Regions from separate parts of the Homo sapiens genome. Here region 1 is linked to region 2. Evidence: read pairs that join two places in POLR2A ChIA-PET (ENCODE). Cell type or tissue: OCI-LY7. All regions are shown on one strand. Each heading gives the region's core, and the rest is flanking DNA. Links, peaks and the distances in the headings are about the cores only. Region 1 has its middle 22 kb from the start of LINC02545. Region 2 has its middle 15 kb from the start of SPON1.

Region 1 (15,190 bases), core at 4,971-9,970, 55 kb after region 2:
GCTTCTGGTATTACAGACGAGAAGTCTGATGCCAAAATGATGCTTTCTTCCTTTGGAAGTAAGCTTCATAAAGGGAACAGAACTGTTGGACCCAGGCACAATCATGGGGCATTACTGTGGCCACAAGTAGATTTATTCTCAGTCTTTTTTCCCCCCATTAATTCACATTACTGGGATTCTATCCTGGTCCTTGAACCTGAGTCACAAAAGTTTCCTCTCTTGTTGTATTCTTTTGGACCAGGGGAATACAGGCCCCTTCCTGGAGCTGGAATGGAGATCTAGCAGAGTCATCAAAGGAATGAAGCCCCACCCAGCAAGGCAGCTGTGTCAGGAGTATTTCTTCTCAAACTTGAGGGAATCTGCTCTCATTCTCTCTCTCTCTCTCTCTCTCTCTCTCCTGATTTCCTCTCTTCCCAACCCTTCTAGTCCTTCCTTGTATTTTGGCTACTTCCCTTCTTGCCTTCACATGTTTGCCTTTCTCTCCTATCTAGCTAACAGTGAAAAGAGCTGGGCTGTCCTAGAGTGATTTGAAAAGGGGATTTGTGAGAACCCAGCTCCCCTAACTGCGATTGAGTGAAGGACTTTGATCATTATCAACAAGTCCAAGTAATTAGTAGATACCAAGATGAGATAGATGTGAAATTCCAAAGTGAGACCCTAAATCACCACAGGCACATTTTCAGCAGAAATAGTTGGCCACCATTCTCTATCTCCAGAACTTACTTGCTCTTTTCCAGGAGCAATTTTTGAGAAAGGGCTCTTTAGGGAAGTTTGGGTAGTGCTCTTTGTCCCCATCCTGCCCCCGTAGTAGGAGGTGAGTGCCTGGGTGTCTGTCTGCTCACCATACACATGGCAAGCAGGGGCTTCCCTGGGCTACCCAGAGAACTTAACGTGCCTCTCCTACACATGAACGTAGGCATGCATGCACGCACACACGAGGACACACCTGGGGAATCAGAGGACGGAAAGACCAAGAGGCTGACTACCCGCTTTCCCAGCAGAGTCATGGAGGTGCTGCTGCCTTTAGATTTCTTGCATGCCTAGAGATTGTCCAGGCAAGTATATGTATTTTCCCATGGAACACACTTTCCTATGGAACTCAAGAAAGACAGCTTGGGTTCCACCATCTGACTGGAGGGCAAGGGTTTACCACCCATAAAAAATGCATGTCTCTGTGTGAACAGAAATTCACATAAGGGGGGCCCTGTAGAAAACCCCAGAGAATCTAAGAGAGCACCCAGAAGAGAAAAAGTCAGCTCCAATATATGCCAGGCCCAGAGATGCTGATGCCAGATGAGACCCCACATTTTAGGTGAGGCCTTTCCTACATCCACCCAACTCCATCCTTTTCCCAATTGAGGAGGTTGGACAATGGAGGAGCCCAAGGGGCAGACATGGGGACACCAGGCACACCCCATCCCATTTCCCTTTGCAGTTTCCCATCCTAAAGTCAGCCCAAGCTGAGAATAGGGTAGATGGCACCAAGCTAAATCAAGATTAGAGTTTGGGACTGAACATTTTGATTGCTATTATAAATTAAGAGTGCATGTACAATTTAAAGAGTACCTAATACGAGAAAGTGAGCAGAGTAATTGTGAGCTTGCTAGCAATTTCATCCAGGGCAGGGGGAAATTTATCCCTACCGAATAATTTGCAAAAGGGGTGTGGGTGATAAAATCAAAATTGTATTTTTATTGCAATACAGGGGATGCTTGCTAGGTTTTTGTACATGACCCTGATCTGAGCTGGCTTCATGAGCCTGCTTAGGGGGAGGGACATTTGCTTGTTTCCCAGAGAACTTAGGAGGTGAGCAAAACTGGGGAATAGTGTCCTGAGGCGGGCAGGAGGGGACAGGAATCCAGTTTTCCTGGAGGGAAGGGCTTGAGAGATTAAGGGAAGTTGCTGCCTTCCACCTGCTTTGGCAAGGAGAGCCACCGGGGTCCATCTGAAGGCACCAGGGGTGAGCTCCTGCCAGCCAGGCCCTGCAAGGCGGCTAAGGGGGTGTTCCCTTTTGGTAGGGGGAAGGTCTGTGAGTGAGAGAAAGAGAACTGAGGAGCTGAGCTACTGCACCCCCTCCCTCTGCAGATAAACACACACACTGGCTTAATAGCCACAATAACCCTTGGCTCTCCTGCCCCTTTTAGCATCTCTCCTCATCTTGCTTCCCACAACTAATGACTTACAGAATAACTGAAAGGTGAAATAAAAAATTGTGTGTGAGTTTGGGGAGGGAACGTTCACATGCTGTTCCCTCTGCCTGAAACACCTGCAGAATCAGGCAGGGACTCGCCAGGAAACAGATGGTCCACTGAAAATAGAACAATTCAAGGGGGGTCTGTTCACAAAGGGTCATTACAAAGGTGTGGGTGTAAGGGATCGTTCTCTAGCCTGGGGTGCCCTGCTTCTGGGCCCAAAGGGAGGAGGGAGAGAGTGGTTACTGGAAGGCAAGCACATCCCACACATTTGTGGGGCCCAGAAAAACAGAACAATTGGAAATCCTCCAAACCATATGTCTAGATATTTAAAAGTTATCACTCAAACTAACGAACCACTCAACAAAATATATCCTAGCTGTTGACCTTGGAAAATATACCTTTATAAAAACCTGGAAGATGAAGTTGGAATTGGGAAGTCTCAGACTGCCCAGAACATGGCAGAAGGGAAATATCTGGGCCCTGGACTCCTAGCTCACCCCTTTCTCTTCCCACCCCTGTGTTTTCTGGCAACTTCAGGAGGCCTTACTGGTACAGGGGGGCATCCCAGGCCTCATGCCTGTGCTGCCCTCAGAACCTACCACACACAAAAAACACATACTCTTTGGTCAACCCCTCAGGCCTAGGGCAGAGGAGCCTGCAGGAGCAGTCCACATTCAGGAAGAGAGGTGCACACAAAATGCATGGCCATGCACGGCATGGGAGGAGGGTGCTCTTACACCGTGGGCAGTGATGTGGCCGGAGGACAGGAAGTCCAAGGCATGGTATCCATGGGGTCGTATGGGGTTGGGGCGGGGGGCTCTCTCTTCCAGGTGAAAGGGCAGCACTGCTGGAGAGGCAGCGGGAATAGCGACTTTTCCTTAAAAAAAAAAAAACCAGCAAATTGGAGGCAATGCCACAGGGAGGAAGACAGGGAATGCACACCCCTCACAGTCCTCCTTCCCTTTGAATATCTAGGGAGCTGGGGCTCCCCACTGAAGAGCCAGAGAGGGCAGGGAGCTAGTGATGCAATCCTAGGTGGCCAGCCTCCAAGCCCAGAGAGCAGGGCAGAGAAAAGCAGAGAGCAGGTCTGGAAATGTCCAGCCCTCTGTCCTCCTCACTTTCTCTAGTTAATTTTTACTTAAGCTTTAAATATCAACTCAAGTGTCACTCTCTCAAGAAAACCCTCCCTGCCCTCCAGCACTAGAGCAGGTTTCTTATTAAGCTGTTCCCTCTCCTTTTCCTTCACAGTACTTGTTGAAGTCTCTTACTGTAATCTATGTGGCTATTTTATGAACAGCAGTGTCCCCACCAGACTCTAGGCTCCAGGAGGACAGGGACCAGGTCTGTCTGGTTTGTTGCTGTATGTCTATTGCCTGGCACAGGCCGGGCATTTCATGGGCACTTGTTGTGCTCGCTCTTCTATTTTAGGTCCTCCTGACTTTCCTGGGGTCAGGAATAGCTGCATTCAAGGGAATGTAGACCACATACTTGACAGTAACCCTCCCCGATACACACACACACTCATGCACACACATGCTCATGCACACACACACACACTCATGCACACACACACACTCGTGCACACACACACAGGACTTGGAAGTGAGTTCTTTGGGGGTTAAAATTCCGATCCGTATATAATTGATCAGAACCACCATCATCTTAAAGACCCAGAATGGCTCCCAGAGCTGGACAATAATTGAAGAAAAATATGGTCACATCTATAGAGTGCATGCATGAGCATTGGTCAGCCTTAGAAGCACAAAGGAAAGAAGTGCTGCCTAAATCATCCCCAGAGGAGAAGTGCCCAGACAGGCTGTGTAATGTCCTATTTCTCTGGATAGGCCTTCCTTTACTGGGGAAATGGAAGCATCCATTTTTCAGGGCCCGATGTCATTCAGCTTTCAATTCCATAACTCCCTTGTTCTGCTTCTGTACTCACCAAGAACCCATCTGATAATGTGGCTCCTGTTGGGGCTGGCTGGGTAGGCCCATCCAATGACACATCTGCCAGATTTTTCAGTTGTGTTGCTCATTATAAATAAATTGTTGTTTGATTTCATTCACATTTATCAGAGATTTTTCAAGTATGCATGGGCATTCCTTAAGTGTGATCACCTCTGGAAAGCTGATGGGTTTAAGTTCCTCACCCTGCAAGGCTGAGGGTCAGATCCTAGGCTGCAGGGAACTCACAGGACAGTACCCGGCAGAGAACCACCCCATCCCCCAAATCCAGTCATTAAATGTTTTTTTCTTTTGTGAAACTGAAATAATGACATTCTCAAAGGGTCTAACATTTATCAAGAAAAAAGAGAGAGACATATTGAGTTGTGTGTGAAGAGGAATGTTTTTGATTTTCATTTTTCTTTTGACTTCTCTAGACTAAAATTGTCTTTTCAGTCAGAATGCATCCTAGTGGAGAAATTAATGATGACTCTTTTTTGACCAGAAGCCAGGGGAAGCTGGGGCGATGGTGCCCCCTGAGGAGGCAGCACAGGGTGAGAGGGTCCTGGGAATGGAATGGACATTACCCAAGGCCCTTGAGGCAGTACAGAGTGTATGAAGAATAAAGTCATTATCAATAGGTGTTCTGAGGTCATGGTGTGCATCACAGCTGAGGGCAAGGAGAAAATTCAGGAGGAATGAAAAAATCAGAGACCAGGAAAGCAGAGAGTGGGACAGAGGCAATGTAAGGAGCAATTTTTTGTCTCCCACTGCGATTCTATTTTTTTATTAAAAAATAGAGATGAGGCAATAAACTAGGTATTGATGGGATGTATCTCAAAATAATAAGAGCTACTTATGACAAACCCACAGCCAATATCATACTGAATGGGCAAAAACTGGAAGCATTCCCTTTGAAAACTGGCACAAGACAGGGATGCCCTCTCTCACTACTATTCAACATAGTGTTGGAAGTTCTGGCCAGGGCAATCAGGCAGGAGAAGGAAATAAAGGGCATTCAATTAGGAAAAGAGGAAGTCAGATTGTCCCTGTTTGCAGATGACATGATTGTATATTTAGAAAACCCCATCCTCTCAGCCCAAAATCTCCTTAAGCTGATAAGCAACTTTAGCAAAGTCTCAGGATACAAAATCAATGTGCAAAAATCACAAGCATTCTTATACACCAATAACAGACAAACAGAGAGCCAAATCATGAATGAACTCCCATTCACAATTGCTTCAAAGAAAATAAAATACCTAGGAATCCAACTTACGAGGGATGTGAAGGACCTCTTCAAGGAGAACTACAAATCACTGCTCAGTGAAATAAAAGAGGATACAAACAAATAGAAGAACATTCCATGCTCATGGATAGGAAGAATCAATATCGTGAAAATGGCCATACTGCCCAAGGTAATTTATAGATTCAATGCCATCCTCATCAAGCTACCAATGACTTTCAATGACTTTCTTCACAGAATTGGAAAAAAACTACTTTAAAGTTCATATGGAACCAAAAAAGAGCCCGCATCGCCAAGTCAATCCTAAGCCAAAAGAACAAAGCTGGAGGCATCACGCTACCTGACTTCAAACTATACTACAAGGCTACAGTAACCAAAGCAGCATAGTACTGCTACCAAAATAGAGATATAGATCAATGGAACAGAACAGAGCCCTCAGAAATAATACCACACATCTACAACCATCTGATCTTTGACAAACTTGACAAAAACAAGAAATGGGGAAAGGGTTCCCTATTTAATAAATGGTGTTGGGAAAACTGGCTAGCCATATGTAGAAAGCCCCGAAACTGGATCCCTTCCTTACACCTTATACAAAAATTAATTCAAGATGGATAAAAGACTTACATGTTAGACCTAAAACCATAAAAACCCTAGAAGAAAACCTAGGCAATTCCATTCAGGACATAGGCACGGGCAAGGACTTCATGACTAAAACACCAAAAGCAATGGCAACAAAAGCCAAAATAGACATATCGGATCTAATTAAACCAAAGAGCTTCTGCATGGCAAAAGAAACTACCATCAGAGTGAACAGGCAACCTACAGAATGGGAGAAAATTTTTGCAATCTACCCATCTGACAAAGGGCTAATATCCAGCATCTACAAAGAACTTAAACAAATGTACAAGAAAAAATCAAACAACCCCATCAAAAAGTGGGCAAGGGATATGAATAGACACATCTCAAAAGAAGACATTTATGCAGCCAACAAACACATGAAAAAATGCTCATCATCACTGGCCATCACAGAAATGCAAATCAAAACCACAATGAGATACGATCTCACACCAGTTAGAATGGTGGTCATTAAAAAATCAGGAAGCAACAGGTGCTGGAGAGGATGTGGAGAAATAGGAACACTTTTACACTGTTGGTGGGACTGTAAACTAGTTCAACCATTGTGGAAGTCAGTGTGGCAATTCCTCAAGGATCTAGAACTAGAAATACCATTTGACCCAGCCATCCCATTACTGGCTATATACCCAAAGTATTATAAATCATGCTACTATAAAGACACATGCACACGTATGTTTATTGCAGCACTATTCACAATGGAAAGACTTGGAACCAACCCAAATGTCCATCAATGATAGACTGGATTAAGAAAATGTGGCACATATACACTATGGAATACTGTGCAGCCGTAAAAAAGGATGAGTTCATGTCCTTCATAGGGACATGGATGAAGCTGGAAACCATCATTCTGAGCAAACTATTGCAAGAGCAGAAAACCAAACACCGCATGTTCTCACTTATAGGTGGGAATTGAACAATGAGAACACATGGACACAGGGCAGGGAACATCACACAGTGGGACCCGTCATGGGGTGGGGGTATTGGGGAGGGATAGCGTTAGGAGAAATACCTAATGTAAATGACAAGTTAATGGGTGCAGCACACAAACATGGCACATGTATACATATGTAACAAACCTGCACATTGTGCACATGTACCCTAGAACTTAAAGTATAATTTTAAAAAGTTGTGGTAGGAACAAATAAAAAAAAAATAGAGACAAGGGCTTGCTATGCTGCCCCAGCTGGTCTCAAACTCCTGGGCTCAAGCGATCCTCCCATCTCGGCCTCCTGAAGTGCTGGGATTACAGGCATGAGCCAGTGCGCCCAGCCTACAATTCTATTTTTACAAAAATATAAAGGCTAAATGCAACATGGTATCCTAGATCTCGTCCTGGAGCAGTAAAAGGACATTAGTGAAAAAACTGGTAAAATCGGAATAAAGTCTGTAGTTTAGTTAATTGTCGTGTATCAGTGCTAATTTCCTACCTTTGACAAATGCATTGTGGGTATGTAAACCATGAACAATAGAGGAAACTGGGTAAAGGGCATCCAGGAACTCTATTCTTGCAACTCTTCTGTAAATCTAAAATTATTCCAAAATAAAAAGTTTATTTTAAAAAAAAAAGGCCTATTTGATTTTTAGCTTAGGAAAGTTTCCAGTACATCTTTAATTATTACTTCTGTTCTAATTGTTTGGTTTTGATAAAAAACATCTCTAATTCTTAGGTTAGACCTCTTCTCTCTCTTTTAATGGCTATCATATTACTCTTATATTGTTTCTATCTCTTCATTATTTTTCCTCGGAATTCTAGGAGACCTTCTGCAATTTGTTCTCTACCTTATTGGTCTGATTTTCTGCAACACCTTTTCTGCTTGTAAATCTTCCAAAGATTTTAATCCATCTCCTGCATTTCTAGCTTCTTTGTAATTCATTCTTATCTCAGTTATCTTTGTTGACATCTGTTTCAACTGTATTTTAGTCAGATTATCCTCTCCTGTCACTTTATGCTACCATTTCACAGAGGCCATGACTATTACCTCATAGCAGATGTCCGTCTAGTGTGACTTTGCAAAACTAGGCAGGTGCTCTCTCTTATAGACCTTATTGGCTGATCCTTTGCTATTTGAGTTTACAAAGCACATGAAAATGTACACTTGCAGTATGAACAAATACAGAGCTCTTCCTGTCTGCACCACTGCTATAATATTTGCTTGCAGAGACTGCATTTTTAGGAATTTGCAATTCTTGATTAAAATCCCAGAAAACTTGCATCTTCTAAGTAATGTGCAAATCACAAATGAAGGATCCACCACTTTATTAGTTGACACTTTGTAATGTTACAACAAGGCCTATTGGAAAGGGGACTGGGAGCTTTTTGTTATATACCACCAGGAATTGAATCAGGAAAAAGTCTTTGCTATGCTCATGATTCCTCTATTTTAAAAAATAATATTTCTGTTATTGTGTGTCTAATAGAGGAGGTATTGTTTAGTGCTTGAGATATTATTCCATTGGAATCCAAACGGACAACGCCTACCTCTGTGAGTAGAAAGCAGAATTCTTATCTGAGGAATAAGTTTCTTTTGTGTGTGTCTATCAACCACTGGGGGCCTTTTCTTAGCTTAGGGGGAGAGCGGGGAGAGCATGGCCGTGCCCGAGACCACAGGCTAGAATGAAAGGGAATGCTGGAAGGGAAGTTGGTCATTTCCCTGAAGGGTCAGGAATGTCTAGGAGACAGGTTTTTGTGTGATACAAATAACCTGACAAGTGTGACGTGGGGAGGAAGGACCCATGATGTGAAACCACACTCTGGGGACAGAAGCCACTTATGGTGGAATAAAAGAAACAAATGTAAAACATTATTTAGAATGTCCTTTATGCTGCTTATACTTTCTAGAATTTCTCTCTAATTCTCATTATTTAGTAAAGTCTCTTTGGGAAGTCAGACTGTCTCAAAAGATATTTCCATTTCTGCAAGGCTAGTCTTCAAAGACAATGTGTAGCATCCTCAGGAGATTAGATAGCAGTGACAGCTGGATTCAAGTGGGAGGTCGCTGAAGGGAAGGAGAATTCAGGAGGGATGGAGAGGCACTCACTCACCAGAGAGCCACGCTGCTCCACCCTGGAAGGGGCTGTGCTTTGTTTTAACAAGGGGCCAGTTCTGAGATGATTCTTCTGTAGACTTCTCATTCTCTGCCATGGTTCACATCGGCCCTCACCTGCTGTTTCTGCCCTTTCACTGCAAAGGAGCCCACATGCCTGCCAAGAAGGCAACATCAGTGGAAATCACCAAGATACCTGAAACCCATAGACCTTCCTGCCCTTTGCTGGATAAAGAATTTGCTTAAAAGAAGAGTTCATAATTTCTAGAACCTGCTTTGCATTTTTAATAACTTAACCCAGTACATGCATTCTGTTTTAGCAAAGTTGAATCTCAATCTTTTATTTGGTATAAATGAGTTGGTTAAGATTGCATCCTTGGATTAAGGATTTCAGCCACAGGCTGGGAAATTTTCTTCACCCAGCCCCAACTTCTAGCCTATATTTTTTTGCCAACAAAGTTTAATTACTGCAGTTTAGGGTCAGATTGCATGCCTCCCCTCCTTCTCACAGTAAGCTCCCAGGAGGAATTGCTAATATTTATTGAGCACTTGCAATTTGCCAGACATTATTTTAAATACTTTATGTGTAGCAATGAACTGAAGGAGCGAAAGGGTTATAATAAAGAGAAAGACAAAAAATGAATTCTAGAGTTAGATAAACCTTGTTCAAATCCCCACTCTACCACTTATACTACCTATGTAATTTGGGCCATATTTCTTAGCCATTTTATGTCTCAGTGTTTTTGTCAAAAGAAACTAATGGTATTACCTACTCTCCAGGGTGTTTTGTGAAGATTAAGAGAAATAACCTGTGGAAAGTGTGCCTGGCACATAAGCAGAGTCCTTCCCCTTTACCCCTTCCTGATGGAAGCTTAAGTATAGCAGAATGTGTACAGTTTGACCCATGACACTACAAAATGGAGTGGTTAGTTTTCTTCCTTTCAATAAATGGTCTCATTAATTTTCTGGCAAAGAGGGAAGAGAAGGGCTGGCAGCTCGCCACGGCTAATGGACCGTGGCTTGTTGAAGAATGAAACTCTTACCCACCATTAATCTGCAGGGCAGCACAATCCAAATTGGATGCAGTTATGAGAGTCTGACACCCAGGGGTGTTGGGGAAGTATAGATGCTAAAACAGTGGTTCTTACCTGGAGAGTTTGGAAATAAATGGGTGCCTGGGCTATACTCCTAACCATCTGATTGAACTGGTTTGGAGTGAGGCCCGGACATCAGTATTTTTTATAATGGCATTGGCAATGGGGCATGCGCCCTTTGTGGTCAGAGGCCTGGTTCTGCAAACACTGCCTGCAGCTATGGATGCCAGCTGCCATAAGAGCAGCCTTTCTGCCCCGTTGCTATTGCTGCTGCTCCCGACACTAACTATATCACATTGCTGTTCCATCCCCTCTGCCTCCTTATGGCCAGAGATAGGTCATGTCCACCACCACCATTTCTTCAGACCTCCCTCAGCGTCTAGGCCCAACTGCACCAGGCTGGGGGTGCGCTCCCCTCTCCACTGGACCAAAGACCAATTTATAAACACTATCTAAGATGATTGGCTTTTGGGGCTTTTACCCTTTTCAGAGAAAAATCCCACCCCACCCACCAGATTGTGATTTATTTCTATGGTCTCCACAAGATGCCCACAGGACAGTCCCATGTTATGCATTTTCAAGGATGATATTCAGTCTCTTCCAGGATTACCTTGTACTCACACTCAAAAATAAGAATCACAAGCAGTTTATTGTGATCATACTCAACAGCCTCTAAGGACCCAGAGTCTCCAGTTCATCTTCACTAAGGAGCTGGGAATCACCGTATCCAGTGTGACTAAGGGAATAAATCTGGTCAAACTGGGGTTGTCCTCTGTGAGTTCCATGCTCTTGTGCTGTATTCATCTGCCAAGTTGGGATGTTAGTCTTGTTTTAAATCTTAGCCTCTGTTTACAGACTTGCTTAACACTAAGTCTCTGGGATTGCTTTTTACAGAAGGCTTATCTTTCCCCTAGGACATTGCTATTTTATCCTTTCATGCATCATACAGTCTATTTTTGAAAGTGATTGTCAAATGTTTTTATTATAAGATAACATAAGTTCTATGAAATATTCAAGCGACACAAAAGGGAATGTAGTACTATACCTTTCCCTCCCCCACAAATGCCACTCCCTAGTATTAACCAACTTAGATTTGGTCTAGATCATTCTAGATCTTTTCCTAAGGGCTATATTTTAATACTCATAAATAAAGAGTACACACCATGTGGCATTGGTGGTACAGTGGTGAGTATAGCTGCCTTTGCAAGAGTACACACATTTTTTTGCATAAAACATTCCATAATAATTTCCCAGTCTCCTTGATCATGGTTTTAAGCATTTTTATATATTCCAATAAGCAAAAGTGCCATAACCATTCACCAAGTGTCAGTGAATTGCCATTTCCGGTTTTTCGTGATTATAAACAATGCTATGATCAACATCTTCATGCTTTTTTTCCCATTTAAGATAATTTATTTTGGTTTAATTCCCTTAAATGGAATTACTTAGTGTAAGAGTATGAACAATCTAAAGAAGCAATTTACAGTTTAATGGGGTGATAAGAAAATAGGAAAGACACAACAAGCAATTTATTTGATTGAATAAATTATAGTTTGTCTGCATAATTGAATATTATGAAGCCATTAAAAATAATATTGTAGAAGAATATTTAATATTATGGAAAGATTTCCACTACATATTAAGTCATTTATAAAACAAGTTGCTAAAATTATGTGATTTGTAAAAAAAAATTTTATAATCAAAATATATCTGAATAGAATTTGTATGGAAATACAAAGACCCCAAACTAGCCCAGACAATCCTGAAGAACAATATTGAAAGGCTTGCTCTACCAAAAATCAAGATTGATTGTAAAGCTACAGCAATGAAGACAGTATAGCATCAGTGCAAGTATAATTTTTTAAAAAGAAAAAGGAACAGAATTCAAGGGTCATAAACCTTCTCTCAAAAAGGCCAGATACTGAATACTTTAGGTTTTGCAGGTCAACTGGTCTCTGTCACAAGAACTCAAGTGCTGCTGTGGCATGAAAGTACCCATACACAATACACAAATGAATGGGCATGGCTGTGTTTCAATAAAACTTAATTTATTAAACCAGGCAGCAGGATTTAGTTTGCCTATCCCTGTAACAGAGAATCCAGAAACAGACATCTATAGACATGGATATAGGTATAGATATATAGACATATAGATATGACTTGTGACACAGATGGCCATAAAGAGCAATGAGGGAAGAATGGTTCTTAAAATAGATAATACAGATTCAATTGCTCCAATTAGCTAGCCATATTGAAAAAGTGAAATCTGATTCCTACCTCACAGCATATATAAAAATAAACTCCAGCTTCTTTCTAGATATAAATGTAAAAAATCGAAATAATAAACCTTCTAGAAAATTACATAAGATAATATATTCATGGGTAGAAAAATATTTCTTAAATAAGAACACAAAAAGCACTAACCATAAAAGAAAAGATTAGTAGGTTGGGTTATATAAAAATTATGAGCTTTTTCTTCATCAAAAGGTGTTGGCAAGATATAGTCTGGGAGAAGATGTTAGCAACACATATAACTGAAAAGGGGTTCATATCTAGAAAATATTTAAAGTGCCTACAAATCAATTTTTCTAAAAGTCAGGAAATCTCACAGTAAAATACAAGACATTGAGAAACATGACAAAAAAAGAATTTCCAAATAGTCAATGTATGTCTAAAAAGGTGTTAATCTTTACTAGTTATCAGGGAAATGCAAATTTAAAACATAATGATATAACTGTTAGAGTATCAAGAATTGGTGAGGATGTTGTATTAGTCAGTTCTCACATGGCTGTAAAAAACTGCCTTAGACTGGATAATTTACGAAGAAAAGAGGTCTAATTGACTCACAGTTCCACAGGCAGTACAGGAAGCCTAGCTGGGAGACCTCAGGAAACTTACAGTCATAGCAGAAGGGCAAAGGGGAAGCAAGCACATCTTCACAGGCAGCAGGAGAGAGAGAGAGAGAGAGAGCTAAGTGGGAAGTGCCACACTTTTAAACATCAGATCTGGTGAGAACTCACTCACTATCATGATAACAGCAAGGGGGAAATCCACCCCATGATCCAATCACCTCCCACCAGGTCCCTCCCCCAACATTGGGAATTACAATTTGACATGAGATTTGGGTGGGGACAGAGAGCCAAACAATATCAGACAGCTGTAGAACAACTGCTGATACTGTCAGATGCTGCTGAGTGTGAAATGATACAATGGAAGCTCCACGAAAGCTAAGCATAGTCGGACTTGTGGCCCTGCAGTTCCACGCCTAGCTTCACACCCCACAGAAATGTGTACTCACATGTATCAAAATACATGTACAAGAATGTTCACAGCTACATTATTCATAACAGCTTCAAACTGGAAACAGCTCGAATGTCTAATTAGTGGAATAAACAAATATTAGTATTCTTACATTAGTATTCATACAGAAATATTAGTATTCTTAAATTACAAGAATTACATTACAACTGGTAATATTATTTCAGTAAATATACTCTCCTTCACACAAAAATATGGAGGAATCCCACATACATAATTTACATGAAAGAAGCCAGCTATGAAAGACTGCAAACAGGCAAAATTAATCCATGTTGATAGAAGATGAGATATTGGAGAAGGGTTAGGAATAAGAGGGAGTTTGGGTTCCTGGTAATGTTCCATTTATTTCTCTGGAGACAGTCACATGGATTATTTACTTTGTAATAAGTTATTAAGATTTATATATGTGACAAATATGCTTTTCTCTATGTATGTTATATTTTAATTTTTCTAAAAGTTTTAAAAGATATATCTGAATAGGAACAGAACGAAGGCAACTGATACTACCTAAAGATAAATAAATAAAGATAAAAGCATCTTTTTAGCTAAAGCAGTGATGTTTAATAGAATGTTCTGTGATGATAGAAATGTTCTATATCTGCTTTGTCTAACACATTAGCTTCTAGCCACATGAAGCTATTGAGTACTTCAACGCAGCCAGTGAAAATGAGAAATTGAATTTTAAGTTTTATTTAATTGTAATTAATTTTAATTTAAAGAACCACATGTGGCTAGAAAGCAGCATATTGGACAGCACAGATACCACCATGAGAAACAAAATCCACTGAAATATGTTCTCTCTGGAAAGTAGAATAGCATGAGGAGGTGACATGGAGACCAGGTGCTCTTATTAGAAAATCTTTGCACTACTTGATGTGCAACTGTATGTATACATAGATAGAAATTAACATTTAATTTTGCAAAAGAAAAAAACTTGAAGTAGATACTTAAAACTGTTCATAGTGGTCATCTTTAGGCAGGGGATTTATGGTGATTTTTCTTTTCTTTCCTTTTAAAACAAGTATTTATACGTTCTAAAAAGTTTACCATAAGCAACCATGAAAAATGAGCAAATTAATAAATCACAAGCTAAAACTAAATATGGACTCTATAACAGAAAATTCTTTAGGGGCCTATTTGTACTTCTACTATTAAGGCAATAGTGTGTGTAATGAGAATTTATGGCAGGTTCTATTTTTCTTTTCAACATTTAATATCTAAACTTGCGGGCTAAGCACAGATTCCACATATAGCATTCCAGGTTTCTGCCACTCTCTACTTCCTTCTAAGGTACACAGGCACTTGAGTTTGGGCTGAATCAACAATGCAGAATTTGGCAGGGCTCACCTTCAGGAAGGTTTGAGCAGGTAACCCTGGAGGAATGGACTCATTTCCTGCTGCATTGTCTGACAGCTCAGCATCAAGGCTCTCCAAGGGCTAGATTATTGGTGAACTTCAGAACAAGTTTTGGTGAAGATTATTATAGGTTCCTCATTATGTATCCAACTACCTACTAGACTTTCTCTCTCTGGATTGCTCTACAGGCCCCATCTTCCCTCCCAAACTTGTACTTCTTCTGGAAGTACAATCTCACTCAATGACACTTCTATCTACCCAAGCAGCCAAGCTGGAAACCTGGAAGTCGACATTCACCTACATTACCCTGTCTTCCCATCTAGGACCCTGTGCTCCAGACCTTCTAAACCACTCCCC
Region 2 (15,190 bases), core at 5,772-10,771:
GGAGGGGAGGAGAGCTAATGCAAAAGCTTAGAGATGAGAGAAGGCAGAGTGTGTCCTTCGGGTAGCAGAGTGACCTTTTCAGTGGCATTGTATGAAGATGGATTGTCCAGTGAGAGTGTAGGGGGGGTGACACATGTTAAGAGGCTTTAACAACAGTCCAGAGGAGAGCTGCGAGCTAAGGCTAGGAGGAAGGGATGAATTGGAGGGCTGTTCAGGAAGCAGACTAAAGAGGATGGAACGCCTGGTGATATGCAGGAAGGGAGACGGGAGTGGCTCTGAGAGTTCTCATAAGGGCCACTGGGTTGTATATCTACCACCTCAGTGGTATATTTTTCCAAGACAACAAATTCAAGAAGAGAACCCACGGGACATGTGGGAATGAGGAATGTGTGAGATGATATATATTCCATTGTGGACACTTGACATTTAAGGGGTCTTTCAGAGGGGGATGTACAGTGGACTGTCAAAGACAATAGGTTTCTATCTCAGAAGGGAGTGAGCACTGGAGACAGAGACCTGGGAGTTGGTATTGTGCCCCAACACTCCCTTTAAGATACTCTCAAAGCTTAGCTGTCTTATGTTACTTCTCAGCTTTGTGCTCTGATTTCCAAACCAATAGACCGATTTGATAGATGTAATTTTGCTAGCATGCTAATGGGAAAATAGTAATCTTGAGTTCCCTACCTGGTTCACAAGGTGACACAGGAGGATGTTTACAATGGCATCCCAGGGTAAACAAAAGATGTAGGACTCTAGCCTCTGTAACCTAGAAGGTACTCATGGTTCTGGAGAGCTTCCCAAGCTTGTTGGCTGATCGCTCCTTTGCTCATGCATAAAGCTGGAACTGGAGGAAGGCACTGAGGGCGGAGAGTAGAGGAGAAAATAGACCTACATCCTTTCTGCCTGACAAGAAGAGAAAGAGACAGAAGGGAGGGAAGGAGACAAAGCAAACAGAACTGGAAATAGGGAAGAAGACAGAAATGACCAGAAAGCATATTTAGTGCATAAAGAAATACATAAGAGTGTCTGAGAAACAACAGAGGAAATGAGGCTCCCGTCCTCCTATTACCATAATGAAGTATCCATGTGAGGCAATAAAAAGGCTCTTTTTATGCCTTCCAATTAACTAGGGCTCAAGTTTTGCACGTCTCTCAGCTGGAAAATATAATTGCTGAAGTGTCAGGTTTACCAATTGGGTTGTGGCTTTAAATAAAGTGCCATCCAATTGTTATTTCACATATACAACCCAAAGAGCTGGCACCTGGAGGGAAAGGAAAAACAAAACCTCCAGAACATAATTCAGGCCCAAAACTCATTTCTCTGAGAAAAACTTGAGCCCAGCTTGTTGGTATGAACATTAAGAGGGAATAAGAATAAAAGACATTTATTCACTCATCAGATAGCGGTGACACTGACAATGCTGAGCCCTTTACTGGGTCCCTGAAGGATGGGAAAGCATGCCTCCATCTACAGAGGGCTTGCAATAATCACAGCTGACAGTTCATATCATGCCTACTATGGGCCAGGCAGTGGTCTAAATGCTTCACACATATCTCATCCTTACAACAAGTGTTTTATTACTCCCATTTTGCAGATGAGTAAACTGAGGCGTAGGTACCTTAGATTACTTGCTTGCCCAAAGTTACAATCTATTTGAGAGCCAATGCAATTGTACAAGAGACACTTTCGTGCCAATGACAGATTAAGACAATGGTGTCTCAAAGGGAGAAATCCCCACAGGCTAGAGTGGCCCAAAGGTTTCAGGGGAGCAGTAGGACTTGATGGGTAGGTGGGATTTGGAGATAAGAGGGGAAAAGACATCCTAAGTCATGCAGACTGTAGGAGCCTGGAGTAGTGGTGGCGTAGTGAGAGGCCACCCAGTCTGGAGCAGAAGGTTTGTGGCGGGGAATGACAGGGAAGCTGTAATGGGAATAGGGCTGTGATGAGCCCGTAGTGTTGGGGTTTCTCTCTAGAAGTTTTAAATTTGCAATGAGCTTCAGTTCTCAGCCCAGTGCATTTTCAGGCAGTGGCACAGGAGCCAGAATTCAGAGTGCATTTATTCGTCAGGCTCCGTTAACTCATTAAACGTGCATTTCACTTTTGTCTCTTTTCCTTCGTTCTCCTTAACAAGGCCTGGCATCTCAGATGCTGACTTTTCAGAAAGATTCTTATGCAGATTGTCAGTCCCCTTCCTTATCCTTGAAAATGCAGCTGAAATGGCCTCTCTGTGAAGACTTCGCTGGCAGCCACAGGCAGGGTTGTCACTCCTGTGTGCATCGGCTCCTGTGTAGGATCCCTTGTAGGATTTATCACAGGGGATCAGCATCTCTGTATACATCTTGTTATCTCTCACAAGACTCTGGAGTCTTTACAATGTGGAACTGTTTACTTTGTATCCCTAAGTGCCTTCCACAGTGCCTGGCACATAGTAGATGCTCAGTAAATGCCTGCTGAAGGAAAGAATGGATGAACAATGGAATGAATTACCACTATTATATTGGAAGGTATATAGAGAATTATCTGCTTCAAATCTTTATCCCTTTAATGAGTTCTCTCTATAAAATGAAAGTTGCTTCGTTGCTATTACAATAGCCTATTTATTTATTGCCTTCATAATACACATTACGATCTGTAATTATTTAATTTGCTTGTCCACTTGTTTATTGTCTTCCTCCCTTAGGACAGTGTAAACACCAGGAGCGTAGGTACCACATCTGTCTTGTTTACTGTGACATCTTTAGCTCCTTGCACGGTGCATAGCATGTAGTAAATACTCAACAAATATTTGTTGAATGAGTATCATATCTCCAACTGATTGTCCAGATTATTTTTGAATCCCTTAAGTTAGGAGAAACTCACCAGCTCCTTCCATTCTTTTAGATGATTCTAATTATTAGGAAAATTTTTGTTTTTATTGAAGTGAAAACCACTTCCCTAGGGTACTTACAGAACAAGCTTACCTCTCTTCCGAGAAGCAGCCTGTGGCAATTTAAAAATAGGTCCATAAATTTTTTGATGCTCCTCCCTTCAAGAGGTAGAGCCTAATTCCCCTCCCCTTGAGCGTGACCTTGACTCAGTGACTCACTTCTAATGACTAGAATAAAACAGAAGTTATGATGTGTGACTTCAGAGACCAGGTCATGAAAGGCACTGTGACTTCTGCCTTGCTCTCTAAGATAGCTCACTCTGGGAATGTTAGCTGCCATGTCATAAGGATATTCATGCAACCCTGTGTAGAGACCCATGTAACAGGAACTGAAGCCTCCTGCCATGAGAATGAGCCATCCTACAAGGGAATCCTCCAGCCTCAGTCAAGACTTCAGATGACTGCAGCCCCTACATACTGCTTGCAGCCACACAAAGATTCTGAGCTAGAGCCACCCAGTCAAGGCACTGGTGAGTTTCTGACCACAGAAACTATAAGATAATAAATATGTGTTGTTTTAAGCTACTAAATTTTGGTGTAATTTGTTATATCACATTAAATTCACAGCCATTTACATATTTTCTGAGAATTACCATGTTGTACTGTTTTCTTCTCTTTTCCAGGTTAGGCATGGTTTCTGGGCCCATCATCTTTCTGTTCTGTTTCCCAAGGGCACATTGCAGCTTGTTACCAACGTTGCAAAAGGCTGGTACTCAGAAGTGAAAACAGATTTTAGGGTATGGCTGTGCTATCCCAGAAGGGAGAAGCTATATCCTGCCCAACTAAACATTGCCACATCATCCTGTCAATTTACATTGATTTTCCCTTCATTTAATTATGAAAAAATTTCAAACCTATGGAAGAGTTAAAAGAATTTTACAATTAACACTGATATATCCACTAACTAGATTCTACAGTGAACACACTTTGTCACAAATCTGTTTATCTGTCCCTGTATCAGTCCCTTATTCCTTCTTTTTCATAAAGGAGTGAGATATATATTTCTCAAGATTTAGCACTATAATCTCACTTAGGATGGAGCCAATTTCATATTTTGATGAAAGCTTTTTTGGTTTTTAGCAATCAGCACAACATTAAACTGCCTGCCAGAGCTGTTCTCATGCTGATTTTGCTGTTGTGTTGGTGATAGCAGCATGGCAACAATATATTCTTCTTTTTTTTGATACATTTCAAAGTAAGTTAATAGACTTTTTAGGCAATTAAAATCTCTAAGTTCTTTTCTTACTTTGCTGATTCTACCTACATCTTCCCATCTTCTGCCTACTCCTGAAATATAGGAATTACTTACATTTAGTAGCAGAGGAATGCAGAAAGGTGTAGAAAAATGAGAATAGGTCTTGAAGGTAGATAGACTTAGGCAGGGTTCCTAGTTCTTCCACTTCCATCAATGGGATATTAGGCAAGTGATTTAACCTCTTGGAGTCTTGGTTGTTTCATCTATAAAATGAAACCGATAAGAATACCTACTTTGTAAGGTTATTAAGAGGACAAGAGATTATATATGGAAAGTGTGTAGCATGGTATCTGGCATCCAGTAGGTGTTCAGTAAATGATGACTAATATTATTTGGTCTACCATTCCTGCCCATCTAGATAATTTTGGATTCTGAACTTGTCATCCAGATTAACATCATCTTCAAGTCCATAAGGTCTACTAGATCCTCATCCTAGAAATTGATGTGGAACATGACTGGGACAAGGACTGAATCTGCTGTCACTTAAAAATATTGTTATTGCCCTAAGTCTGATATTAATTAAAATAATTCAATGTGGTAATAATAGCTGTAGCTTATAGATCTGACATTAACTATTCATCTGCAGTCTTTTGATAGTCTTTCAAGCAGTTATAAATCTACCTTACTCCTCTGTCATGGTTGATCACATTTCTCCATCTTACCTATAAGAATATCACAAGTGAGGATTATAAATCATGCTGCTATAAAGACACATGCACACCTATGCTTATTGTGGCACTATTCACAATAGCAAAGACTTGGAACCAACCCAAATGCCCATCAATGATAGACTGTCATGGGGTGGGGGGAGGGGGAGGGAGAGCATTAGGAGATATACCTAACGTAAATGACAAGTTAATGGGTGCAGCACACCAACATGGCACATGTATACATATGTAACAAACCTGCATGTTGTGCATATGCACCCTAGAACTTAAAGTATAATAATTAAAAAAAACAAAACAAAACAACGAAAAAAGAATATCACAAGTAACTTTGCTTTCTTAATTGATAAATGCATTTACTACATCCACCATATTTCCTTCTTCTATCAGCCTAGTAACATTTTCATTTAAGAAAAGTGGGTTAATCTGCTGGGGTTTCTTTGCAAACTCATGGCAGTTCCTAGCAATCAATTCTTTTTTTTTTTTTTTTTTAACATACATATATACTGTTTCTTGGAAAATCTGTTGTAAGAGAGACTGCTAATTATGTACTCAATATAAATTCTTTTCTTCCTTACTAACAAATTCCTGATCTTGGCCAGGGAGAGGAGCCATGTGCCTAGCTAAATCACTATATTCCCCACTTGTTTCAGATACCACTGGACCATCTGGCACAGTTTTGACCAGTGAGATAAGAGAAGGAAGTTGACGGATAGAGCCTCGGGGAGAGTCCCTCAGAAGGGAAAGGGAGGCTGGAGACAGCTGATGCATCCAATTATGCCCTTGTCCTTTATCTTTCTTCTGCCTGGAATATGGACACTTAGGTTGGTGATAGAGGAGCCATGTTGGGACCATGAAGTGACAATGAGGGAAAGGCCAAGAGAATCTCAGAGATCTCAGTCCTGACATCCTTGAGCAGTTAAAGCAATGCCTCACTTGAAACTTCTCATATAATCAGAAAAATAAGCTTCTAAATTGATTAAGCTACTCTTTTGGGATTTCAATTACTAATAGCTAAATGTGATTCATTTGTACTAGAATTCGGACCAGGATCAACCCAAATGCTCTATAATCTGGAAGACTCTGTCTTCTTCTGATAGAGAAATCAAGATACTATTTGACTATTTTCTGACCTCTGGCACCACTAAATTCCCCCATAGTTTCATTGTCTACATGCCAATGATCTTGTTGGCAACTTATCTTCATGACTAGGTAGGTAATTTATTTAGTCCAGATGTGGCCTCTGCCAGAAGGTTGGAACTTTGACTTACTCTGTTCTCCCCTATTTCTTGCTTACAATCATCAAGAATAACTGTAGAAACTGCTGGGAATGCCACATCCTGAGATAGGGTAGGTACTGGCCACTATAGCCTAGGCTCTGTTCCAGTGACCCACCCCACCCCCCCTCTAGAAACCAGATGTCCTTCAACACTTTAGCCCAGTCTGTCTTGTTGCCCCTGAGGTATATAACCCAGGGAGGGCTGCCTTTTGGGGTCTCTCAGCTGTGGTGCAAGTGAGGCACACACAGTCAGAACTCTGTCTTCCCTGGCAGCTTTCCTGAGCCTTGAGGACCCAGCTCTCAATGAATCCTAGGCTTCTGTTGTCCCTTGCTACCTATTTGTAAGTCATAAGCCCACTTCGTGTAACTTGTTGCATATGTGGGTATTCTGTCTCATCAGACTCAGACAAGTCAGTAATTACTGCACAGTGAACCTGCTTCACAGCCTCATTGGGAGTAGCTGTTTTCTCATCATTTTTCTTGAACTCAAGTTTCTTGTGCCAATACAGGTTTCACTCTCTCCAGTCCAATGACCATTCTCCTTGACAAAGACAAAAGCCCAGTAGAAGAGCGCTTCTGTTTTCTCTCTGTCATGCACCACCCTTACAGCCTCTCCGTTAGCCAGATTCAGGGATCTGCATGTGTTCTCCTTCCAGACAGATGATAATAGGCTGTTCTGTTGATTTTGACATTTCTTACCTGTCTCAGCTCAGTTTGGTCTCCAACCTTCCTTACATGATTCCTTATATATATTTGCAGATTGAATGAATGTTTCTAAGATATGAATAAACTAATGAATTCAATCAACCATGGAAATTCAACAGGGGATGCTCAGTCGCTCAGAGAGTGCAGGCATGGCTTGCTGTTTTGTTTCTGCTACATGTAGAGTGTGGGCTGACTGCACTTCTTAACTATATTTGTGTAGCAACATTCCCTATTCAAAAATGCTGGAAAGTCTTAGCAGAACATACTTGGAAAACAATCTACTACAGAAGTGAGTGCCTGAATTTATTATCTCTTGGTCCAGCCATCCTCTTTGCCAAGCTAAATCCAAATTCCTTCTCTTCTAACTATTTGTCTTCTAACTATTTTTCTGGGAGCAGAAGATGATTCCATCAAACCCAGTCTTGACCGTCTTGACCCAGTCAGTAACACACTAACTGATCTATTAAGCATTCTCTATTTTAAAGCTCCTGACAATCTCTCATTTCAGAAGGTACTTATTTTAGGCAGGGCTCTGTGTTGTGTGAAACAGAGAAGAGATCAGCACATTTTTCAGGTGATAAATGTTTTAGGGCCCAAGTTTGTTCAACCTGCTTTATTTTGTTGTTGTTCTGTTTTGTTTTGTTTTAGGCTTTTAGCAGCCTGAAGCCATGGTTTTTAGTTTATGTCTCTGGTGATAAATGGAAAAGAGGGATGAGGAAGGGGCTTCACTGGACCAGCCAGAAACAGAAACTAAGAACCCATGACGGTGTTCTCTCCCTTGGACACCCCTGTCTAAGGCTCTGGGGGTCATATGATCTCTGGGGCAAGTACTCAACTCTGCCTTTGTAATGTAAGAGCAGTCATAAGCAATATACAGGCAAACAAATGCAGCTGTGCTCCAAAAAATATTTATTGGTGGATACTGAAGTTTGAATTTCATAGAATTTTCATGGGGTGTGAAATGTTATTCTTTGGATTTTTTTCAAGTGCTAAGACCATTCTTAGCTTTTGAGGTGAAAGGCTGGTGTTGACCCTCAGGCCACAGTTTACTGACCCATGAAATGAAGATATCCTTAGGGCTGGTTCAAGCAAATGAGTCCTTTCTGTAAAGCTATAGCAAAAACTTACAGGACCTGGGAAAGGAAATAGAAAGCTCTCAGGCCCTCAGCCTGCAATGCTGTTCCAGAAGTGGTCTCCTTGTGGCTTCCCTGCATCTTTCAGCTTTTGAGTCATCTCAGAGTTAGTTTATGTCTGCACTCAGTCATCCCAGATAAATCAATAGACAATCCAATATGATGGGATGTATGCAATGAAATTGGTATGTATGCATAGGGTGTTATCAGGGACTACAGAAGGCCAGTAGATTAAAAGTAAGGGCCAAGTTGGAGAAGAGAGTTGGTGGTCAGAGGTCTTAGCAAAGCATGGAAGGTTTGGAATAGTCTGTATGGAGAATGAGATAGGAATCAGATGGAGGGGAAAAAAATCCCTCCTAGATTTCATAGAAGGCCCAAGTGATGCTGGCAACTTTTAGCATTTGTTAAGTGCATTAGTTTGGTTGCCGCTGGCAACAAGTAATAGAAAATCTTCTCAAAGTAGCTTAAGCACTAAGTTCAATAGAATGTGAGTGTCATAAGTAAAGTAAATATGCCCATCTTATTTACCAATCCAGCACCAGTTTCTTGGACAGTAGCTGGTGCACAGGGATCGTTCACTTATTCATTCAAAATCCAGTGAATGGATGAACAAGTGAATGATCTCTCATAGCAGAGAATGTCCCCAGGCTTTGTTAACCCAGTGTTTCATTGACATCATGAAAAATTCAGGTTCGGTCTATCTTTTGGCGAGTTGGCTTTGTCTTCAGGCTAGTTTTGCATGGTTGCAAGATAGCTACTACAGTCTGCTCATTATAACCAGACCCAAAAATGTCCAGCAGAAGGTAAAGGAGCTATATGAGCTATATATTCTTTGAGCTTCTTTTTAAAAGTTAGGAAACTTTTTCAGAGGCCTCAGCAGACCTCCTAAGTCCTACTGGCCAGAAGAAATATATCATATACAACATTTAAATCAATTACTGGTGGAAAAAATTGAATACTATGATTAGCTTAGACCTGGGGTTCTCAACTGGAGATGACTTTGTCCCTCACTCCTCCAGAGGACATTGTTGACAATGTCTTGAGACATATTTGAGTGTCACAATTGGGGAAGGGGGATGCTAATGGCATCTAGTAGTTAGAGGCCATGGAAACTGCTAAACCATCCTACAATGCATTGGATAGCATCTCCTATAAAAAAGAAGTATCTGGCCAGATGCGGTGGCTCACACCTGTAATCTCAGCACTTTGAGAGGCCAAGGTGGGCAGATCATGAGGTCAAGAAGTCGAGACCATCGTGGCCAACATGGTGAAACCCTGTCTCTACTAAAAATACAAAAATTAGCTGGGCATGGTGGCGTGCACCTGCAGTCCCAGCTACTCAGGAGGCTGAGGCAGGAGAATCGCTTGAATTTGGGAGGTGGAGGTTGCAGTGAGCCAAGATCATGCCACTGCACTCCAGCCTGGGTGACAGAGTGAGATTCTGTCTCAAAAAATAAAAATAAAAATAAAAAATAAAAAAAAATCCAACCCAAAATATCAATAGCTCTGAGATTGAGAACCAAGTCTTAGACCAATCAGAAAACCCCCTGGAGCTGGAGTGGGATTACCTTCCTTGAGGCACATGGCCAGGGAGGAACATGAATATATCTGTATGAAATCAGAGTTCTATAAAGCAGGAGAAATAAAAAGGAGGTAGGGAGTTGGGGAGAAATGGGTGCTGGGTAGGCAATCAACTGAGTCCACTCCAGAGGGACCGACTGGATTGTCCAATTTAGCAGAGGATGAAAAGAGCCTTTGGAGAGGTTTTTTGTTTGTTTGTTTGTTTCAAGCAGAACAAAGAGGTTCTGCCTTCTATAAACAAAATAAGGTCCTGCCTTTTTGGGCAAAATAAAAATTATAGCCTGCTGCCCACCCAGCTTTCCAATAACTATGCATGTGGAAAGATTAGGAGGAAATGATATTTATTGACCTGTGTGACAGCCAGTACCAGGAGCACCCGAGATGTACAGAAACCATGCCAGACGCTTACCTTTATTACTCCATAGAATCCTTGCAATTATACAGCAAGGCATGAATTCCCATCCCCATTTCATAGATGAGGAAGCTCAGGCCCAAGGTGATCCTTTTGTGAGTCAGAGACCTAGGATTCTCCACCATGTTCTGCACATGAAACCCCTTTTCTGAGTTTAGGATGGGGCAAAAGATCCTGCATTTCTAGAGGGAGCATAGCTAGAGAGGAGATCACGTGTTGACTGATGGCCTGTGGATGTCTTAGGTGCTGCAGCATCTTCCAAGGGCAAATAGGCTGAGTCAGAACTGCTTTAGAGAAAAGGCCTCTTGACAGAGATCTGCTTTTTTTTATAGCTTACAAGGCCCAGGAGAATCTTCCAGTCTTAAACTCTGTGAGTTAAATGATTTATTTGGAGACTTTCCCTCCCCCTCCTCCTTAGCACATACCCAGCTTTTATGTCACTCTGCTTTCTGAGCCTGATGGAAAAAAATCAAGAATGATAGAAAAAAGAGCCAAAAATTTTCTCAAGTATTCCTAGAGACAGTATTGGGCCATTAGAGAGTGTCTATTTATTTACTGTTGAAAATCTTCCCTGAAAAGTCCCCTCTTATTTCTTAGAATTAGGATTCAGCCCTGGTCTGCTGGCATGCATGCTGGAGGGAGAAGGCGGCCAGTCTCAGCTGTCCAAACAGCGGGAAATTAAATGCTTTTGTCTCATAGGAGATCGCTGAGCTCCATGGTGATTTTCAGCTCTCACCCAGTGGTGTTACAAAGGCTCTTTTCCCTCCCTCCTTCTTCCCTCTAACTCTTCTGTTTTTTTGAGAGAAGAAGGGGCTTATGGTAGGTAGGTTGCAGATTTGAGATTGAGTCTTAAAAAGAACAAGAAAGAAAAGGGACTTCACTATAATGCATGCTGGGTCCCATCAAAGTGTCTGGTTCCACCCTGACAGTAAGTGCTGCAGGGTGCTAGAAGAGATAAGGACACATTATAAAAACACAGATTGGATTCTGTAGAAAACCTGTGGCTTTTAACAAAACTTATTTGGCCTGAGTTATCTTACCTATAATAAATCTCACTTCACAGGGTCAGTGTACAAATCAAATGAAATATAAGTGTCTGATTCAAAATAGATGGGCAGTTATTGGTTCATTTGGCCAATTCATTTGCATTGAGCTATACTAATTGGAGCTCAGGATATCACATGTTTCACTAAGATGTTTTCCCTGTGTGCCCTTTATTAGTTATTTTTTGCAGTATAATCAACCACCACTTAATATGGCAGTCTAACAACTATTTTCATTACTCATGATTCTATGGGCCAGCAACTTAGGCTGAGCTCAAGTAGGTGGTTCTTATGCTGGTTTTGCCTGGGGTCGCTTGTGTAGCTAACACCATCTGGCAACTTTCTGTGACTGGAAGGTCAGAAATGGCTTCATTTACAAGTTGGTGCTGGCTATTGGCTGGGCCACGTATTTTCAGAAGGATAGCCCAGGCTTCTTCCCACGGTGGATAGTTTCCAAAAGCAGCAAGACAGAGGGAAAGCACCAAGTGCCAGCTCAAGCCTCAGCTTGCCTCCCATTTGCTAATGCTCCATTGTCCCAAATTACATGGAAGCAATGAGAAAGTAGGTAAAATGAGGGTATGAATAAGGGAAGTGTATATCATTGGGGGCCATTCCTGTCTCATGATCCACCGCAGTCCCTTTCCTTCTGAAAACCTACCTCTCCTTGGGTTTCCCAGAAGTAGACTATTTATTCAATGAATATAAATCTCAATTTAAAAACTAGTTTTGCAGTTTAATTTTCATTGAAAGCCCCCTACTCCTTCTTGCTGGATGGTAAAAATTGAGACTTAATTTTTAGTTGCCCCCCGCTGTCACTTTTCTGGAGTTCCATCCAAGTTGCAGGGTTACAGAACCATTATCTGCTCTGGATCATCATCTCTCCATGATGACATTTGTAGAGATGTCCTGGCTCTTCAGTGAGGGTCTGTGTGGTCCCTTTGAGGTCTGGCCTCCTCTTCACTCTCTTTCTGTCCTAATGTAGTGCACTCAACCTTTCTGCCACTGTTATGCCCCCATTGGACTGTGGGAATCTTCGAGGAGCTGTTGAAGCCCCTCTCTGTACACTATGCACTTCTTTTCTGAGCTCTTGCTACCTTTTTTGGTCCCACACAGGAAACAAGATATGCACTTCCATGCTCTTTTCTGAAGAATCTGCCTTGCCCTGAGCTCAGCCTGACTGAAGGATAAACAATCCCCCTTCTTCAGAGATTCACAAGTCTATGCACTCAACTGTTTCTTTCTGACTTTCCCCTTCCTTCACCCCAGGGAAGGTGGAACCTGCTTCTTACTCATCAGCTTTTTTCTCAAACTATTGCTTAAGCCCAGATTTCTCCCTGTTGCCTCTGAAGGCTGGCTTACTGAACATCAAAAGCAGAAAAGCTCCTCTTTTCTCCCTTTCTGGGGTTCATCCCATTCCTGAGATAAGGAACTCAGAATCATTTAGTTTGAGCAGGGGAAGGTCAGCTCTTGGGGATGGGGGAAGGGACATGCTCCTATTTCAAAATATTATCCCAGGACATTTGTTTCCTGCTTCCAACCACAGGATGAATCAGCCTGCACTTTCTCCAGCCAGCAGTGCCCCTTGAAATGCCTACTCCTAGGATGTGCTTCACCAGGTTGCATGTGGATATTTCCTCAGGAGAATGTATTGGAATTGGGAGAATGGTGTTTTATTTTATTGGGTAGCAGTCAGTTGATTTCAGATGAACCAATGTCTTGTCTATATGGCCCTTCTCATGGGCCAGGGTGGTGGAGTCTCATCTGGCACGATTCTCTCCTATTATTCTACAATAAAGTAAAGTAATTTTTAAAAGAGAGTCTACCAGTTTGTATTAGTTTTCTGTTGCTGAATAACAAATTTCCACAAATATTGCAGCTGAAGAGAATCCACGTTTATTATCTCACAGCTTGCATGGGTCAGGTTTCTGTAGTCTAAGCACAACTTAGCTGGGTGCCCTGGTCAGGGTCTCACAAAGTGTTGGCTGGGGCTTTGGTCTCAGGGTTCTTGTCCAAGTGCACATGGTTCTTGGCAGAATTTATTTTCTTGTAGCTGTAGAATTTGTGGTAGCTTGCTTCTTCAAAGCCAGCAACAGAATCTCTCTCTTCAGAAAGGGCCCAGTCTCTCTTTTCAGGGCTTTAACCTAGATTAGTGAGACCCACCCAGTATAATGTCCCATTAGATTAACTCAAAATCAACTAATTTGGCCAGGCACAGTGTCTCATGCCTGTAATCGTGGCACTTTGGGAGGCCTAGGTGGGAGGATTTCTTGAGCCCAGGAGTTCAAGACCAGCCCTGGCAACACAGCAAGACCCTGTATCTACAAAAAATTTTCAAAAATTAGGCAGGGAGAGTGGTTTGTGCCTGTAGTCCCAGCTACCGGGGAGGCTAAGGTGGGAGGATTTTCTGAACCTAGGAGGTCGAGGCTGCAGTGAGCCATAGTTGCACCACTGCACTCCAGCTTGGGTGACAGAGGGAGACCATGTCTCAAAGAAACAGCAACAACAACAAAATCAACTAATTTGGGACCTTAATTACATCTGAAAATCCCTTCACCTTTGACATCTAACTTACTAAAGTGAAACCTCAGCACATTCACAAGCTGTGCCCACATTCCAGGTGTGCGGATTCCACAAGAGGAGCATAACAGGGAGCAGGAATCTTGGGGACTACCCAGGAATTCTGCCTACCACACACTTGTTGCATGCTTGCTCTAGGTCAGGCACTTTGCTCAGCCCTTTCATAAACACTGTGTTGTGAAGATGAGCAACCAAACTCTGTCACTCATCTGAGGTCAACATTATTAATGGCTATCAATCTCCTCCTTTAGTTGTTGTGGTATTCTGCCTTCTACTCTAATTTGTTTGTTTGTTTGTTTGTTTGAGACAGAGTTACACTCTGTTACCCAGGCTGGAGTGCAGTGGTGTGATCTTGGCTCACTGCAACCTCCACCTTCCCTGTTCCAGCGATTCTCGTGCCTCAGCCTCCTGAGTAGCTGGGATTACAGGCGCCCACCACCATGCCTGGCTAATTTTTGTATTTTTAGTAGAGACTGGGTTTCGCCATGTTGCCCAGGCTGGTCTCAAACTCCTAGCCTCAAGTGATCTGCCCCCCTCGACTTCCCAAAGTGCTGGGATTACAGGTGTAAGCCACTGCACCAGGCCTCTAATTTTTATTATTATTATTATTATTAGCCATTAGAGGGCTTTGTTAAACCAGGAAACCACCAAGTCCTGGAACAGATCCATAAGCCCCTGTTAAAACATTAACAGTCACACCGATATTGGGTTAAGGGCTCTGGCCAACAATTGAAAAACAAAGGAAGTATTTATTGAAAAAAGGTATATATATATATATATGCAAGACATTAGATTATTTTATAGGATTCTACTTTTATATTTACAGCATCTCTGCAAGTAGGTATTAAATAGCCCCATTTTGAGGGATGAGAAAACTGAGGCTCAGAAAGCTTGTGTACCTTGCCTGATGCCATAGAGCTAGTAAATGGCAGAGGTGGATTTTGATTAGAGAGTGTTACAGCAAACAAAACACCTTTGCAACATCCTGCAAGGTGGACAATGTGTTTCCCTTGATGCATGGATTCTGTAAGGTATAAATACCTTCAGCTCTTCCGTCCTTCTCTCTCTCTTGGACTACAGATGCATCCATGGAGGTGCAGAAACTTTAAGTTACACTGAGCTTTCACCCTCATCTTGGGAAACTGAAGCAGTGCAGCAGCTCCTTTGTGTGTCGTGCTACTTACTGAGGGAAGGAATTAGCCATGGTGTTCCCTCATCTCTAGAAACATCAGCAACCACATCCTTGACAGTGCAGGTCTCTCTCCAAACCCCATTCTCTATGCACAGCCCACAACAATGCCAGAGACTACCACAGAGCCACCCGGTTTCTTTCTTTAAGAGCCACTAACAACACTTCCATTCTGCATACCTGTCTCATAGAAAATGTCCTGACAGCTTTACAACTCTGACTTCTTTATGGGGCAGTGGAAGAGTGAGGGATGGGAGAAAATCAATACCAGGCAATGAAGGGCACAGGAGCATGCTTCCTGCCTGTGCTCTCTGACCCCCTGCCCCACCCGCTGCCCTGGGCCCAGGCGGAGCTAACAGTACTTAGATTTAAAAGTGTGCTGTCCAAGACCCGGAGGGCATCAAGAGTGGAGGTGACCATGTCCA

What was found. Peaks named below come from ENCODE experiments on the same cell type or tissue, not always from the same donor. Only the 100,000 strongest peaks of a DNase experiment are listed, where the experiment ranks them.
Region 1: POLR2A ChIA-PET joins it to region 2 with 8 read pairs; 2 of 35 experiments call an interaction of 5 or more read pairs at or near these places.

What each region holds. Positions count from the first base shown.
Region 1 is chr11:13,884,907-13,900,096 of GRCh38, reverse strand. No RefSeq gene overlaps it. Among named protein-coding and RNA genes, the nearest start is that of LINC02545, 22 kb to the right of the region's middle. In OCI-LY7, for the core only: no CTCF peak of the experiment used is centred there; a DNase peak (open chromatin) is centred at 8,086; H3K27ac peaks cover 1,954 bases.
Region 2 is chr11:13,940,407-13,955,596 of GRCh38, reverse strand. No RefSeq gene overlaps it. Among named protein-coding and RNA genes, the nearest start is that of SPON1, 15 kb to the left of the region's middle. In OCI-LY7, for the core only: no CTCF peak of the experiment used is centred there; no DNase peak of the experiment used is centred there.